Linked DNA regions of Homo sapiens: region 2 is linked to region 1. Evidence: chromatin loops called from intact Hi-C (ENCODE). Cell type or tissue: MCF 10A. All regions are shown on one strand. Each heading gives the region's core, and the rest is flanking DNA. Links, peaks and the distances in the headings are about the cores only. Region 1 holds the start of OPHN1 (oligophrenin 1). Region 2 has its middle 8.6 kb from the start of YIPF6.

Region 1 (2,907 bases), core at 225-2,724:
CTCTTGGTTGACTGCATCCGCCTAAGAAGGTTGCCACACTGGTCCTAGACCCTGTATTTGGTGATAAATTCACTCAAAACAAAGTTATAACCATATAGGACATACTTGCCAATGACTCTGAGTTTATTTTTCACAATCATCTTTCAGCCAAGAGAAAAAATTAATTATCACTCCACCCAATCATTACCCTCCATTCTTCTGTGTATATGCTTTGGCATAAAGGGTTGGCTTGCCTGCACTCTCGTTGGGGATGTTTATTATTCTTTCTTTTACTCCAAGCCTCCTACCAACAAGCAGAAAAAAAACCTCCACACACAATGGGGGAAGGAGAGAGCTTCCCACAGCTGAGTCAGCTGTGAGCACTGGAAAAGCGAAGCTAGGTGAAGTTCCTTCAGCCCAGCAGCCCCCAACCCTATCCCTATTTTACTCCCTGGGGGCTGGGCCCCTTGTGGCAGGGACTAAGTAGTCAGCTCTTTGTTCCACACTCAAGCAGAATTCAGTGGCAGGTGAAGCCATCCAATAATCCTGAACTTAGACTGACCTTGACCTAAACCATAGCTCAGTGTGATAAAGAAAATAATTCACTGGGGCAAAGGTGCTTTCCTTAAAAAATAACTTGCCATGGCGAATTTTTTACTGCCCCCCACACTTATCTGTAGCAACCAGAGACCAGGACAAAATTATTATTCAAGCTGCTGACCTTAATCCCCAATTGTTTAGGAGGTGCTGGGGCAGTTCCTTGGTCAGCTTGGATGTCACTTTGCCCCAGACAGGGGTGCTGAATATGTCTAACAGTACAGCAGATTGTCCCTTAAGAACAATCATCTGCCAAGTAAGGGTAATTGCTGAGCAAGAGGGTCCCTGGCACAGCTACGGATCACGTCTTATAAGGTCAAAACCACTAAAGGAAAAGGCCCAAAGTTCTGGTTGTATCCACCACTTTCCACTTCTACTATCTCCACTCCCCAAGTGTGGGAAACCCATTTGCCTCAGAGATCTGGGCTGGGAGTCACCCTGCAATCTCCCTTCCCCTGGTGGTGTGGAAAGGCTTAAAGGCCAGACACACCAGCTCAGAGAAACAGCTCATCGAAGCCTTGCACTTACTTCTCATAGCGCTGATAAGCGCGTTGCCGTCTTTGATTACGTCTTTGATGAATTTGTTGGTCCTCTCCAGTTCCTGCTCATAACACTTGAGCCTCTCGCGGAAATCGGGGCTGTCCAGGTAGCAGTCGCTGAACTCCAGCGGGGGATGACCCATGGTTCTGATGGCCGGGAGTAGGGGGAAAGGGGAAAGACACAAAGACCGAGAGCATCAATGGCACAGTAGAGGAAGTAGAGGGGACGGACTGAGCGCGCGACCCGCTTAAGGAAGCTCATAGCCTCCGTCCCTTTGGAGGACAGGTACCTGTTTCAGTGAGACTCCTGAGGAGCGCTGGCTGGTCCGGACAGAGAACAGGCGCCCCGGCGATGGCTTCAGGGCCAGGGAGAGCTAACTATCGCAGTCGGATCCCGGCAGGGTGCTGCCTAGCAAGCAGCATGTCCCTTAGGCATCGCCTTCCCAGATAAGCAGCAAAAACCGCAGCCCGACTTGCCTCCGGAGACGGGCCGGATCCTTCCTGAGCAATTGCAAACGTGACACTTGGGCCCGCCCAAGGTGTAGGCGAGGTTAGAGCTGGAGCTGGGAACAGCCTCTCTACAGGCTCCTCGCTCCGGAGCGAGCGGAAGACTTCCTTGGCCGAACTCCGCGGGCAACCCGGATTGCACTGTCCCCTCCCCTTTCTTAAAGCCAACGCCTGCGCCCCGCCCCAGCGAAGCCCGAGGACCAAACCGGAGCGCTCTGGCTCCTTCCTCAACTGTTTTCCTTGTACCTTAGAGTTTCCTGACCAGGGCCCGCTGGCTGCTAAGACTTCTTCCTGGTGCAAGGGAGCCGGCCGGCCGGCCGTCCTTTTAGGCGCCGGAAGGGTTAAGCCAGGGCGGCAATGAAACGTAGCCTCGCTCCATAGACACTGCAGCGGGAAGAGGAGGGCGAGAGCGCGACGCACAATAGCCGCGGTAGCCCAGCGCTTCCCTACGGAAACTGGGGAGCAGTCAGCGCCCTAGGACTCCAGCTGGAAAGCGTGGCGGCCTGGGAGATGTAGTCTTTCCGTTTGCACTCCCCAAGACTCCTCCCTGCAGTCTCCCCACCACCCCGCCTGGGAGGCTGCTCTCCCAGAACGGCATTCCCAGCCTGCCGCAGGCTCCTGCGCAGGGACCGGCCCCAAGGGGCAGGTGCGCGGCGCTGGACTCTGCGGGGGAAGTTTCCGAAACTAGAGCAAGAACCCGCAAGACTAGATTGCAGGAAGCCATCTCTCAATTCCCATGATTCGGCTGGGTTGTGTATTCTTTTGCCTTCCCCTCTTTCCAGCCTCCTTCGGACCTACCAACTTCTTTTCCTCTTTCTTTTCCCATGTCTCCTGCTCTAAGTGCTCTAATTCCCTTGGGCCTTCGACCTGAAGGGTTGATTCCTACTCTAGGGTCTCCGTGAAGCTCAGTGCCCCCTGCCAAAGAAAGGGAGGCCATAATTCAGAGTTAATATTTTCCTGAATAGGACCTCAGAGCATGGCTTTTGTGGCAGACGCCGATAATGCATATGATTTTCCATGTGTAAGTGGAAAGTCTAAGAATAGGATGTTATAAATTGTCTTGCAGCTTACCTTAAAGGCAGCTGTCTTGAGACTAAGGGTAGGTAGAGGCTCGAAAAACTAAAAAATAGTTTGTGCGTGGGCAAAGAGATCCCTTTAATTCTGCAGAAGTGTTTACATTAGATTGCCCTGTGAAGAAAGCCAGAACGGAAGGGGGTTGTAAATAGAATAATAGTGGCTGACCCACCTGAATTAGGGTCCTGTTGCTGCTGTGACAAATTACCAC
Region 2 (2,907 bases), core at 310-2,809, 57 kb after region 1:
AAGGTAGTGAAGGACCAGAAAAAAAGGCAGAAGGAACAACAGAAAACAGCAGGGGAAGGAACACCTCCTGTTGGCTAGCTACATACGCTCACCACTCAGTTTATCCAAGTTCCATTTCATTCCTCGGCTTCCCTCAGCCCCTTGGCCTGACTTTGCTGACAGAATAGTTTTATGTCACCTTCCAACTGCCTGACCCCAAGGCTTTCCATCTCAATTCATGGGCCTTGCTTTCTCCAATCCATCACTAGCAGTGTGGGTTGATTTTGTCTTACTCAAAAACGAAAACATTCTGGCCAGGTGCAGTGGTTCACACCTGTAATCCCAGCACTTTTGGAGGCCGAGGCAGGAGGATAACTTGAGGTCAGTAGTTCAAGACCAGCCTGGCCAACATGGTGATACCCCATCTCTGCTAAAAATACAAAAATTAGCTGGGCTTGGTGGCACGCGCCTGTAATCCCAGCTACTCAGTAGGCTGCCGCATGAGAATCACCTGAACCTGGGAGGCGGCGGTCGCAGTGAGCTGAGATAGCACCACTGCGCTCCAGCCTGGGCGACAGAGAGAGCCTCTATCTCAAAAAACACACACAAAAAAACAAAAACAAAACAAAAAAACCCCACATTCTAACAACAGACACAGAACACTTAACTTCATATTTTTATATAACTATGTGTTCTCAATTTTTACAACAAATGTAATTTTTTTAGTTTAAAATTTTATTTATTTTTAAATATTTTTATGTAAGAAAAAGTAAAAGTTCTTGTCCTACCATCTTTGTGTGGTATCTGTCTGTCTGTCTCTCACACAGGTCACTCAAGTTAATGGGAAAGAACAGGAGGCCAAATTCTGAAGTTATAAATAATAGAAAATAAAAGATCTTCTGTCTTCAGTGAGGGAATAGATGAGAGTATGGAAGGGCAAAATCGGGTGGGGAGGGGCAGCAGACATGTGTTTCTTATTTTTTTAATATTTATTTATTTATTTATTGAGATAGAGTCTTGCTCTGTTACCCGGGCTGGAGTGCAGTGGCTCGATCTCGGCTAATTGCAACCTCTGGCTCCTGAGTTTAAGCAATTCTCCTGCCTCAGCCTCCTGAGTAGCTGGGATTACAGGCACACACAACCATGTCTGGCTAATTTTTGTATTTTTAGTAGAGATGGGGTTTCCCCATGTTGGCCAAGTTGGTCTTGAAATCCTGACGTCAGATGATCCGCCCACGTCAGCCTCCCAAAGTGCTGGGATTATAGGCATGAGCCACCACACCTGGCCAAACATGTGTTTCTATTGTAAATATTAATAGCTAACATTTAACTCAGTCCTCACAACTCTATTAGGCAGCTATTGTTATCTCCATTTTACCGATGATGAAACTGAGGCATGGAGAGATTTAGTAACTTGTCCAAAATGACATGATTTACTAATGATGGAGTTTAGTTTCAAACCTACATAGTCTGGTTCCAGAGTTTGTGTGCTTATTCACTACATCAAGCTGCCTCTTTGAAAATGTAAAGATAAAAAGTAAAGAAAAATGAAAGTAAAATTGCTTCCTTGACACTCCTACTACCACCACTATTTTTCAGATAACTGTCGCCTTGCGTTTAGAGTAGGCATCAAATACCTTTCAAGCCCTGCCTTGTATTCTTTCCATCTACCACTATGTAGGCAGGTTCAACCTGACAGTACTTGCCTACACTGTGTTTTATCTCACAGAAGTCCACAGGCTTCTTCTTGCCTGTGGGAAACTGTTCTAATATTCTGAAGCATGCACAAGTCTGGAGGTGAAAGGGAATTAACACTGCACATAGTGACTCCTGACCAATGGGATACAGGAGCTGTAGAGAGACTCCTACTCTTCTGTCCCTCCAGTGGACAACTGTGAATTGCATTCTACATGGCTCCTCAGTGGGATTGACCCCCAGGTGCCCAGCTGGAAATATATTCTTTTAATGACTTTCCTTCCTTTTCTGCTTCAGACTTTCATGTTCTGCACTCCTGTTACATGGGATGACTTCCCAATATCAACACCAACATGAAAGTCCTTGTCTCAGGCTCTGCCTTCTGGAGGAAATCCAGGAATAGACAGACAACTGCAGCAATAAGATACATTTTGCTTTATTGTTGGCATTTTACTTTCTCATGTATTTTCTCTTTCAAGCCCCCAAAAATTCCTTTGAATTAAGTTAGTACTGATATATTCCCATTTTTTAAAAATAGAGACAGAGTCTCAGCTCACTGCAACCTCCACCTCCTGGGTTCAAGCAATTTTCCTGTCTCAGTCTCCTGAGTAGCTGGGATTACAGGCGCCTGGCACCACGCCTGGCTGATTTTTGTATTTTTAGTAGAGACGGGGTTTTACCATGTTGGCCAAGCCATGTTGGCCTGACCTCAAGTGATCCACCCGCCTCAGCCTCCCAAAGTGGTGGGATTATAGGCGTGAGCCACCTCGCCCGGCCTGATATATCCTTCCCTGCCCCCCAACCTTTTTTTTTTTTTTTGAGACGGAGTCTCACTCTGTTGCCCCAGGTTAGAGTGCAGTGGCACAATCTTGGCTCACCACAACCTCTGCCTCCCAAGTTCAAGTGATTCTCCTGCCTCAGTCTCCCAAGTAGTTGGGATTACAGGTGCCTGCCACCAAGCCTGGCTCATTTATTTTTATTTTTTGTATTTTTACTAGAGACAGGGTTTCGCTATGTTGGCCAGGCAGGTCTCAAACTCCAGACCTCAAGTGATCCGCCCACCTTGGCCTCCCCAAATGCTGAGATTACAGGTGTGAGCCACCGTGCCCAGCCTATATCCCCATTTTTAATGAAGAGATTCATATTGCTTTTTACAATATATGTGATGACTGGTTTTTTTTTTACATTTTTAATTTAATTTAATTTTTTTTGAGACAGAGTCTTGCTCTGTCA

Evidence for each region. A loop is a pair of places that touch in the nucleus more often than their neighbours do. Peaks named below come from ENCODE experiments on the same cell type or tissue, not always from the same donor. Only the 100,000 strongest peaks of a DNase experiment are listed, where the experiment ranks them.
Region 2: a loop joins it to region 1, with 2.1 times the contacts of the local background. A loop is called at or near these places in 10 of 110 quality-filtered maps.

What each region holds. Positions count from the first base shown.
Region 1 is chrX:68,431,763-68,434,669 of GRCh38, forward strand. It overlaps OPHN1 (oligophrenin 1), which reads right to left and starts at 1,733. Exons shown (of 25, transcript NM_002547.3): 1 at 1,406-1,733; 2 at 1,105-1,262. The coding sequence starts at 1,258. In MCF 10A, for the core only: no CTCF peak of the experiment used is centred there; DNase peaks (open chromatin) are centred at 1,719 and 2,099.
Region 2 is chrX:68,488,994-68,491,900 of GRCh38, forward strand. No RefSeq gene overlaps it. Among named protein-coding and RNA genes, the nearest start is that of YIPF6, 8.6 kb to the right of the region's middle. In MCF 10A, for the core only: a CTCF peak has its summit at 1,863; no DNase peak of the experiment used is centred there.